Linked DNA regions of Mus musculus: region 1 is linked to region 2. The links are chromatin contacts, found by Hi-C in ENCODE. All regions are on one chromosome and are shown on one strand. The core of a region is the stretch at or near the end of the contact, and the rest is flanking DNA. Distances in the headings are between cores, read along the strand shown.

Region 1 (5,735 bases), core at 1,994-4,493, 1.2 Mb before region 2:
TCAGTCTCCAAACAGAAAGTAAAATGGAAGAAGCAGGGGGGGATAAGTGTGAGTGGGAGTGCACAGGACTGACATGTGTGAAGCCCTGGTTCCACATGTACACATGTTGTCCCTCAGTACAACATAAAACCAATCATCAATCAATTGCTCAAATTAGAAGTAGCTGTACATGATTGCACACACCTATAATTCCAGCACTAGGGAATCTGAGGCAGGAGGACTGTGAGTTCAAAACCATCTTGGCTATATAGCAAGATTTTATCAAACCCAAAATCTTTACAAGTTCTCTGGGCTGAGCATTATCTATTCTGTCTGTCTTATCTTTCTCACTCACACCCTGCCCTACCGTAGCATAACAGGTTGCTGTCTTCTTACCACAGATCTCTGCTCACCTCTGGGCAAAAACATATTCTATTTCCTTGTCTAGGAGAGCATTCTGCCCACTTTCCATAGGGCTTACTGTTAGGGTCCAAGAATTGCTGAAGGAAGACACCAGACTCAGATAGTATGCATAGGCAAAGAGTGTTTATTCTACATGCAAGGGTCAACCGTTCATCAAAATGGCAACCACTAGAGGGGCTTGTAAGCCCCTTTTTATGTAAGGCTAGGGGAAATTTCCAGAAGGATTAAGTAACCTCTAATATTATCAGTAGTGGCAAAGCAGTGACATTGGTACAATTCTGATTGGTTGCTAAGTTTGTTTCATTATAATTGGTGAGACCATGAAGAATTTTGGAAGCCAGCTCAGTTCCGGCCTTGTTATCTCCTCCAGCTAAGTGTCCTAGGAGGTGACTCAGATCCAGACTTATCCTCTGTAGGTCGGAGTCATCACTGACTAAAGATCCATTGTCAGTGGCTCCCTCTGAAGAGAACAGTATGTTACTGGGGGAATTGAAAATTTTTATTTCCAAGAGTATCAAGGTCCTTGACCTTTTCACATTACTTCTAACTGACTTAAACATCTTTGCAAGGAGGCCTGGTCACCTGCCTCAGATTGTATTCGCTCCAAGCAGAGACTGAGCTAGAAGTTGCCACCCAGGATATTAGAGCCTAATACCTGTGTAGGGAAGGGTGCTAGCAAGATTAGGCAGGAATAATTGTTAGTAGTAGAGGGCTGGTCAAGCCCCACTCAGGCCAAGCTCTGGAGACAGTGTTGAGTAGCAATGTGTCCTGAGGGTCAGTCGGATCTTTGTGTTTCTGTCTTGATTAGTTGTAAAATACAAGATGTCCTACAAAAGACATGGCTGGCACCTGGGGCCTATCAGCAGCTGAAGCAGAACCGGAAGCACCCAAAGGCTAGAGACTGTGGTCATATTTCTTCACTGAAGGTGGCTCTCTCTGGTCATCTATGCGTTCTCCACACCAGTAGCTCGAATTCTAACTCTGTCTGAGCTACCTCTCGTTCCTCTGTTTTCTTCACTACACCCGAAATTATCTAGTGTAGGATATGATCTAATTTATTTCACTTATTATTTGTTTTCTTCAGTGGAATGTCAGCCCTTTCTCTGTCCTGTCTGATTCTGTTATTACTGTAGCTAGAATTCTGTGTTCTGTGACACATGAACAAATGTCTAAGTACCCCAGATAGGGAATCAACAACACTCTAGAGATGCCACTAAAATCCAGTTTGGTGAACCAGTGAGTTTTATCAGGGTTACTTACAAGAGCATATAGGTAAGGGGTTATTTTCAGGAGCAGAAACGACCCAGAAGACAGTTATATCACCCCAGAGTTCACTTGAGCACAGGTGACAGCTCATGAAAGCTGGAAATCCGGAGCACAATGCACAGCCTGCAAACAGCTTCACAGGTTGGAGAGTGTCATCCTTAGGCAGTTGCCATGTGCTCTTCTAGGACACACAGCCAGCCTCTGCTTCTTCTAGGCACGGCCTTGCCTGATCTCGATTTCTTCCAGGCAGCCAAATAAGTCTGGGCTCCTCCCACGCAGCTGGAAGCTCAGCTTATCTGTCAGTCTCTCAGTCATTTTTATACTTCTACATGCTTAGGGAGGGGCCTAGACTATCCGGTCAGTTTCAGGAACTTCCTCAAGCTATTTTGAGTTGTTCACTTTCGGAGCACCAGAAGCTTCCCCGAGGCAGCAAAGTTTCACCTTCTCTTCGAACACCCTGTGAGCACCCTCTGTCTTACTGAGCTTCCCTCTCAGATGAACTCTTTTAACCTCAGAGAAAACTGCTACCCAACACTCAGAACCTTGTACTTTCTAAGTAAGAATTTTCCCGCTGGATTAGTTACCTTTTTCACTGCTGTGAAGCAAACTACCAGACTAAAGGCAACTGAAGGAAGGAAGGAAGGAAGGGGTTATTTTAGTTCAGGGTTTGTGGGTCAAGAACCCGTGGTTTGTGTGTACTGCAGTTTGGGTAATAGTAGTAACAGCGTGTGTGGGATGAAGGGCTGAAAAGGGAGCTGTGTGAAATTCTGACTGGGTTTCTCGATTATGGCCCTTAAAACATACTATCAGTGTCGTCCAGCCAAAACCCATCAGGAATTCACCTGCAGTTGGACAAGTGAGGTTGGCTGTGTGTTAGCAGAGGGTGCCTCGTGGAGAGGGAGCCATTTGGCATCTGGGTAACACAGCAACTGAAGGATAAGGGTTGGTGCTGGGTGATTTGGAGAAGGTTTAAGGAAAAAGAGCTTTTCTTCGGACAGGAAGTTGGCAGGAAATGGTGGTGTTGAGGGGCGGGCTGAGGTAAATAAAAAATTGTATATTCTAACTGGAGGAGAAAGCTGTAACTGGGGGTGGGGGTGGGGAGATAGTCACAATCTCCTGAACAGAAAAGTGTCCCATTGTGGTAGTTTGCACAATGTTAACAATCATAGAGTAGAATTATGCACAGGCTATGAGCGTTTGGATGATGGTACCAGTCGCAGCTCCCAGGGGGAGCTGCTTGTGAGTTTTTTTTTTTTTTCCACCTTTTAACAAGCCTGAAATTGGGGTGTGTCTTTCAAACAATGGCTTCTTAGGGTGGATGCGGTGCGATACTGTTTGAGGGGCAGGTGCTTGTGTTCTGCTACTGCTCAGCTCAATCCGTTTCCGGGAGAATTATTTGGCTTTTTAACCTTCACCAAGATCCTGTTTTTTGTTGTTGTTTTTGTTTTTGTTTTTTTAGGGTTCCTTCCGGGGTCACAGAATTATAACTGTGCGGCTTCACCAAGTACTACGGGAATCTGCGGCAGTGCTCGCGAGCTTACGGCGGCGTGGAGCACACGCGGCTGGGTTGCCCTAAGCAACCGGCGCGTCCCCGCCCGGCGGTCAGCTGATGGGCCGCCCGCGGGGGAGGCCGCGGCTCGAACATGGCGGCGGAGATCCACTCCAGGCCTCAGAGCAGCCGCCCGGTGCTGCTGAGCAAGATAGAGGGCCACCAGGACGCCGTCACCGCCGCGCTGCTCATCCCCAAGGAGGACGGCGTGATCACCGCTAGCGAGGACAGGTAGAGTCTGGGAGCACGCGGGGGCCGGGGCGTGAGGTGGTGACGACCACGAGGCGTGGGGATCGTGGGGTCCGCGATTCTGCCTCCCTTCTTGTTGTCACCCCGGACGGAGCGGCCACCCTCTCTCCCACGTCCCCGTAGTCCACCGAGATCCTGGTGCCGTCAGGCGGATCTGTCTTACTCCCCTAGTCTGGGACCTATCCCCCTCCGCGCGCCTTTAGTCTTGGGAACCCCAACAGCCCCAGACCGTCCCACTGCGCCCTTTCAGTCCGGAATCAGGTTCTCCAGCGCCCCCTTTATCACGGGACCCCGACCCAGACCCACAGACTCTTCTGTCCCTGGACCCCGTCCTATAGCACCATAAACCACTGACCAACCCTCCAGATCCCCTCCAGTCTCGGGACCCTGTTCCACAATTCATCTCCAGTCTGGGACCCTGATCCACAGGGCTCATCCCACTCAGGACCCACCCATTCTGGGACCCTGGACCTCACACGACCTCTCTAGTCCAAAGTCTTTCTTCAAAGGTCTTTAGTTCCGGACCTTCGCCACACCCTTCTAACCTGGGACCTAGTCCCTCCATCTCCCCATCCTGACAGAACCCCTGTTCCCACCGCTGGCTTGCAGTCCAGGGTTCCCAGTGCACACCCCTGCGAGTCGGTACTCCAGTCCTAGCTTCTAGCTAGCCTCTTGCCCCCGTTGCCGTCCTGTCCCGTGGTGCTGCTCCAACCTTTGCCTCCTGTGTCTTCCTGGCTGGGGCTTACCTGGTGCTCCAGAGTTCCTGTGTTCTCCTGGGACCGTTCCAAGTCCCAGAGGACTAGTAGCTAATTACCTTGGGACCTGGTGCGGCTGTTTATTCCTTACATGGAACCCCACGGGCATTCACCTCTTCCTTCTAATTTGTTTGGGGGCTGAGGTTAGGTTGTATACTTTCCTGTGCTTCTCCTGGCTTCAGGGTCAGTTGTTTGTTTGTTTGTTTGAACCATAGCTGCTAGAACTATCTGAACTCTTACTGACCAAAGAGTTTTCGATTTTTGTACAAAAAGTGATTAGTTAGTTCTTTAAAAGTCCAGATGCACTTATTTTAAAAGGAAAATTTATTTACAAATAAGTAATTTTATTTACAAGTAATTTAGCCCCACAAGTAGGAAACAGAAGGTCATTTACCACAAGACTAAAACAAGCCGTTATCAATGTTCCTATGTAGTTCTGCCGGTGGTCACTTGCCACACTTCAGAAAAGATTCATTTGGTCCAGTGACTTCATTTTACTCAAGAGGGAACCGGAACCACGAAGTGTTACTAGTTTCTCTGCGTCGTCCAGGAGTACTGAGGAAACATGGAACCCAGGACTTGTCATTTGCCCTCTGACTCTCAAGGCAGTATAAAGTGATTGGAGAAATAGCCCATGTTTTAAAATTGTAGCAAGTTTGAAACCTTAAAGGGTTAAAAAGGAGGTTGAGGGAAACAGTTTACTTGTCTTAAGAAGTGATAGGCCCAAACTGGAAGGGCTTTGGCCAGCACATCTACCTTTCTCTCTAAGCTGGAGGCAGAGGCCAGCCTTTTGTGTGGGTGAAAAGGAGGGCTGCCCTGTATGGGAAAGGGAAACTTGAAGCCCCCAGCTCCGGGCTGGGCCTTTGTGTTTGGCTTTTGAAGGAGCTTAGTTGGGGCCTTGTTTTCAGGTAGTGAGCTTGTTTTGTTCCTCCGGTTTACCTGTAACTGAGCTGGAGGTGGTGTGGGACTGCTAGTATCCTTGTCTGGCTGTGTGAAACAGAAGTGGTCAGGGGAGAGTGGGAACCTGAGACTGGAGAGAAGGGAATGTAAGCCAGGCAAATAGCAGAATAGTGGTATTTGTGTGATGCAAACAGAATTTAGACAACAGCTTATTAGAGTCAGCCAGCTTTATTTGGTAAAATATTTGATTTGTGACTCATGCACGTTGGGTACATTGCCGAATATCTGAGATTTCCTGGGTAGGAACAGTGCTAATAAAGATTTTATGGAAAATGATTACTAAGCTGCTTCTTGACACAGATGTTCAGGGGAGTCTTGGACCAGCCCAGTTTTTACTCCTGCTCAACTATCCTGCAGGATCCCGTCAGATGATAGGGCCACCAAGGAGTTGCTACTGAAGGCTTTTGATGTGTATTTTGTAGGTACCACAATTCATGGAATTTAATTCAAGTGTGGGCTGTGAGTTTTGTTCTTGATGGTCTCTTTCTCTAAACTGTCCTATTTATCATACTTGTCATTCATTCATTCATTCATTCATTCAAGAACACCATTTC
Region 2 (5,853 bases), core at 1,514-4,013:
CTACAAAGTGAGTTCCAGGACAGCTAGGGCTACACAGAGAAACCCTGTCTCAAAAAACAAAACAAAACAAACAAACAAACAAACAAAAAAACCAGACAAACAAAACCAGCCAGTACACCTCCTAGGATCTAGCTCCATGTACTGGGTGGTGGTGGCGGCACATGCCTTTAATCCTGGTTGGTTTACTTTGCTGCTTAAGCTTTTCATGTGATTGTATGGTAGATGGAACATTCACAACTGGAGAGACCTCTGTGAAACTGCACTAGTGATGTGGCATTTGCATGTAATGGATTCCTTACAAAACCCCCATTTGCCATCTGTAGATCCATGTGGTACTTACAGCTATGCTAAATATCCGAGAGACCACTGGCATGGCCTGATTAAGTCTCCAGGAGACCCTAAGAAGTTACGAGGTAAGTTCACCCTCGTCTATAATAGGTATCGAAAATAACGTTTCCCACATGTCAAGTTGCGAGTCATTTAGGCCTAACATTTTTTAAGATCAAAATTTTGTATAAATTCACGAGAGAATGTTTTCTTCAATTTGCAAACTCTGCTTTGCCAAGCCTGCACTTCGGCTGCCAGCTGGGCAATCCAGCTGTGATGGACAATCAGCCTGGCCTCGTCACTAAATGGAATTAAAATTTACTCCTCTGTGAAATCAAGAAATCACAATCCCAGGCTTTTGAAAAGCATCTTCAAAGGATGGATTCATGGGTCTCTAATAACTTAAAGGCTCTGCTTTGGCAAAACGATGGATTTCAAAGCTTTGGGACAACAGATCCTCAGATGGCGCGTGTGGAGCACCTGGGAAGGATCATGCTGCCCTATGTGAACCACTTTCCCACTCTTGCTGTCGTGTAGCATGATTTTTGTGTGTGTAGTATGTATGCATGCACACACATATGCATGGGGACATATGTGCATGGCTATGGCACGCACAACGAAGCCAGAGGACACTCTCTGCTGTCCTTCCACAGGGGCTGTCTGCCATCTTTTCTGAGTCAAGGTCTCTCACTGGGTTGCCCTGCCAGTGAGTTCCTGTGGTCCACTTTCCTTGATCTCCTCAGGGGTCGGATTCCAGGGACACAGCACAGTGCCTGGCGTTTCTGTATGTTCTAGTCACTGCAGCTCAAGTCCTTGTCCTCGAAAGCCTATCTCTCCAGCCCTGGCATGGCACTGAGCACATTCCAGGTTCTCTCCAGACTTTACACTTGAGAACTTGAAGCCTGTTAACAGGAGCGACCTGTGGTTGGATGGAGTTAATCACAAGCAGCTGTAGCGCAGAAGGTTTGGAAAGGTCCTTGGTTTTAGTGCCAGTCTCCCGCTCAGTGACTAAATAGCCAACACCTGACTAGCTTATGACAGTGTGTAGGATTGTCAATTATTGGTGTGGGCCAACTAGAGAGCAGGAAGTGTTCCCATTTCCTGTGGGTCCTGGCTTGTAACAGGTCCTATTACTATGGAATAGCTTTAGGAGAAGCTTCACATTATAGCAATGTTATTTGTTCCACCCACTGGGCAAGTACATATTTTATGCCCTGGGATCGCCCCAAGCTGTGCCAGGCACCAGGGAGAGACCAGCAAGCAGAGAAGCCCCGACTCTGTATTAAGTGAAAAGGCTCTTGGGGGAGAAGATTACAAGTGTTCCTGTTGCATACCACATCTCCAGCACCCTACAATGCATCCTAAAACAGGGCGATGCTATCTTCCAAAAAGACTTGCCTTGCCACTGCAAATACACCCATTTCTGAGTGTAAAGCGAAACGACTCTGGCCATTCCTATGGGATTCCAAGTGGCAGACTCATCCTGCTTCAAAAATGGCAAAACAATTCTGCACTGATTTAAGAAAAAAAATGCATTGATGTGACCTGAAAGACCTAGGTTACCCAGTATACAACTGACATGATTCGGTGACAAATGTTCTGTTTACGTAAGAGCCCTGTCTCTCCAGCTTTCTGTAAGCCAAGTTACACAGTCTCTAAATATCCAGCTGTGCCAAACAACAGCTGCCCTGCTCAGTGACGATACCACCCTAAGCCACAGAATTGCTCAGTTAGTGTCTAGAGGCGCTTTGAAGTTGGTATTTTGCTTTTGCTCTGAGCGCATGAGTAATTCTAAGACTTTTAGGAACCTGAAGAATGATATAGTCTCCCTAAATTCAGAAGATTTTTAAGTCTTAGTCATCTTCAATCCTGTGCTATAATCATCTAGTGTATTTTTATTTTCCACTGTTATGAACCAACCTTGGAGCCTTACCCATGGTAGGTAAGCATTGTACCACTTGGTCATAACCCCAGACCTCCATTTTCCTGTATTTTTATTTATCACAGTATAAAATAACAGCAGTGGTCTTCACCACTAATTCTTTTCAGCTGCAACTTGATTCTAGAGTCAAAACAAACAAACAAAAAACAAAAACAAAACAAAAACCAGAGAAATTATTTATTTATTTTCTCAACGATGCTTTCTTGCCTTCCTTTCTTATGCCTTGGAGGAAGGAGGTTATTTAAATACCAGAGTTTCGTGCTCCGGAATCCCATATTTCCCTTTGTGTTCATTGAACAGTTTCTTTAGCTCCTCTAGGTATGTCTGATGCAGCTCTTCAATCTGCTCTGAGGTCGGGTTCAGAGTCTGCTGAACAGGGATGGGGCGGCCAACTGTGGAAAACAGAGCACGTGTCATCCCTGAGGACAGCCACCACTCCACCCGCAGCCTGGGTCTCCCGTGGGCAGCTGAGCGCTGGGCTGCCAATCGGCTTCCCTCCAGCCCGCTGGCTCCAGTCCTCTCCTCAGCTCACTGGCTGCCTACCTCAGTCACACCATCCCACTCGACAACAAATAAAGAGTTTCCCTTCTCAGCAGACACTGAGCTGTCATTCTGTGGTTTGACTTCTGAGTCAAATGCGCTGCTGTGCCGACTGCAGCTGTGCGCAGAGTAGGCGTTGCTGCGAGCCACGTCACTCTCATTCTCCCCTGGGCACAGCTGACAAGCAAGACCACAGGGTTCTTATTGTGACTGACTGTGAAATGTTCAGGTCACGTGACATCCTCTATTATGACTTTTTAAAAAATATCTTTCAGAACAATTGAAAATGTCACTTACTTACAGCGAAGTCTCTGTGCGAGAAAGTCATCTAGTCACAAAACTGAAAGCAACCACAGCTCATTAGGAAAACAGTTACATAGGCTGAGCTACATTCCAGTTATTCACCGGAATCTTAGGCAGCTATCTTTTTTAAAAAAAGAAATAACAAATAACGTGGCACACACAGTGCCTAAAATGTCTAAGAAAAGTTGCAAAATGAAGTGTGATCCCATCTATAAAAAAATAAATTTCTAGGTGCACCAATATTTTCAGTGTACAAGAAAAACCTGGCAAGATCAACATTTTCCTTTGGGGATTGGGTCAGGGGTGGGGAACAGCACATTTATTTTACCTGTATCGTATGAATGTTCCCCCCCCCCAAAAGTATCTGTTTCATCTGTATAATTACAAAAATACCTATTGGTTGTAAATAAATCTGGCGGCTTCTGTACATATTTTAAAAGACGTTTACATAACAATCTCAGAATTTGGAAATTCAGAAATACAAGTCTTTGACGGCCTGTATACACTGCACCCCCTGCTGGCCTGGTGTTGCTATGCGCCCAAGGCCAGGATGAGCCGGGTGGTTAACTTCAAACCTTGAAGCAAACTACTCCTTCTGAAGTCATTCGCTTGGGCATGAGGACTGTGAGCGCCGCTGTAGGGGGGTGGGGGTGGGGGGATGCAGTACGCAAAGGGGAGTCGGGTGGGGGTGGGTTCCTTTGTCTTTCTTCAAGCTACATACAGAGCGAACCTGTGCCAGTAATGGAAGGTGGTTATTTTTTAAAAACCTAAGCAATCGTGAAGGAATAAAGAGGCAGCAAGTGATAAAGACCATGAATATGGGAGTTGAGAGGCACAGAAGGAAGGACTGACACTCCCTAATTGCTGAGTGTTTCACTAGACCGAGCCTCCAAACACTCGAGGGCAGTTTCCTTCGATCTTTACGAAGTCTGATTTATGCACAGTAGACACCAGTCCTTTGACACACATTAGAGAGAACTGGAGGAAACAAGCCAGTGCTGGCACATACCTGTAGTTTCAGCACTCAGGAGGTGAAGGCAGGAAGGCTGGGAGTTCCCGGGCAACCTTGGCTACATAGTGAGCAGGCTGGACCCATCTTAGTTTTCTCTCTGCCCTAAAGTTTCCTGGGCAAGGGATGGGAGAATACAACTTGTTCTATAAAGCTTCCTCGCAGTTGTGACCTTTGAGGAAGGAAATCTGAGAAATCTGTACACAGACGGACCAGTAAACTTGTAGTCTTTTAGAAATAGCTGTAGTTTTTAGTGAGACTACCTCAGGGAGAGAGGTCAACGGGACGGTGAAGTGGGGACTGTGGAGAGAGGCATTGCTGTCTAAGGCAGAGTAAAAACAGCTTACTGTTATAGGAATTGTGACCTCTCAACCTCTCAATTAGGGCTTCTTTCCCTAGGAAGGACACCACAGCTAACTAAGTCCCTTCTTATTAAGTTCCGTTATATTTCAGCAGCTTCTCCCAGGAGCTCAAATCTACCCCTTTCGACTGAAGTAATCATAAGATGTTCTCCTTGTAAGATGAGCATAGCCCTTCCTGCTTTCCTCTGAGATGTTAAAAGTTCCAAATCACAGGAACTTAATATTTAAGCCTAGCATCCCTTCCTCCAGTTCCTAAGCTGTCCCCTAACTGGATTAGAAGGTTAGAAAAGCTCAATGCTTTTTAGGGATAAGCTAGAGGTAATAAAGGGACAATTTGATCATCATCGAGACCATACTTAGACTACAAAACTCAAGGAAGCTCATCTAGCGGCTGTGAGGGGAGAACCACCTACCTGGGAGCAGTGGGACCAATGGGAACAAGCGGCTGTGAGGCGAGAACCACCCACATGGGAGCAGTGGGACCAATGGGAACAAGCTCCCGTGTGGCTTCAGCTTGCCTCCTGCTTCTTGAAATTGGACTGAACCCTTATTAAAAGCGTTAAGGCTTACGGATGTCTATCAGATGCTATTAGATAGATCGCGTGAACAACCTAGGGAGGATGCCGTCACTGCCTCTCCCTCACAGATCCAAGCCAACCTGAGCTACAGAGTGAGGCCCTGCGAAGCAGGAAGTTTTTGCTTTCTTTGGCCTTATTAACCTTTCCTTTCCTACAGCTCTATTGGGAAGGGGCTAAAAGGGAGGTTAATGCATTTAAGAACCCTTATTAAAGTAGGGGGTTTTGTTTGTTTGTTTTTTGTTTTTGTTTTTCGAGAAGGGTTTTTCTGTATAGCCCTGGCTGTCCTGGAACTCACTTTGTAGACCAGGCTGGCCTTGAACTCAGAAATCCGCCTGCCTCTGCCTCTGCCTCCTGAGTGCTAGGATTAAAGGCGTGCACCACCACGCCCGGCCTAAAGTAGGTTTGTTTGTTTGTTTGTTTGTTTGTTTTTGTTTTTAATGTAAGCCTACAACCCTGTCTCAGAAAGATGGAGGAACTCCCCAACCTGGCACATTCTATGTTTTCATTGCACGGTGGCTGCCTTGCTGCGAGGCTGCAGCCCTCCATCCTGTGCAGCTATCCCAGTACGGCTGCTTATCTGTGGCCTCCACAGCGGCCCGGTTCATCTCCTCGTCCTGTGATAAGTTTATCTGGGGCGGAGAATGGGGAAAGAAGTGAGGGCACAATCAGTCCAAGGATCCCTCTTGCTTCAAGTCCAAGCTACCACTGTGTAACAGGTACCTAGGCTAGAGGACAAGGAGTTTCGTGAGCCAGTGCAGACAGCAGTTAGGAGGGTTGGACATGGATGCTCAT

The links. Hi-C counts contacts between places; a loop is a spot of excess contacts on that map.
Region 1: a loop to region 2 is called in a map of T-helper 2 cell, with 6 times the contacts of the local background. The contact joins the promoter of Wdfy1 here to the enhancer-like site in region 2. A Hi-C loop is called at or near these places in 2 of 37 maps with a recorded cell type or tissue (T-helper 17 cell and T-helper 2 cell).

The regions. Positions count from the first base shown.
Region 1 is chr1:79,759,277-79,765,011 of GRCm38, reverse strand. Wdfy1 (WD repeat and FYVE domain containing 1) reads left to right here and starts at 3,243. Exons shown (of 12, transcript NM_001111279.1): 1 at 3,243-3,448. The coding sequence starts at 3,312.
Region 2 is chr1:78,534,752-78,540,604 of GRCm38, reverse strand. It overlaps Mogat1 (monoacylglycerol O-acyltransferase 1), which reads right to left. Exons shown (of 7, transcript NM_026713.3): 7 at 2,432-2,661. The coding sequence ends at 2,507. Among named protein-coding and RNA genes, the nearest start is that of Mogat1, 27 kb to the right of the region's middle. Within about 2 kb of position 2,763, at least 3 of the 3 ENCODE cell types and tissues checked have a DNase peak (open chromatin) inside an H3K27ac peak, as active enhancers do.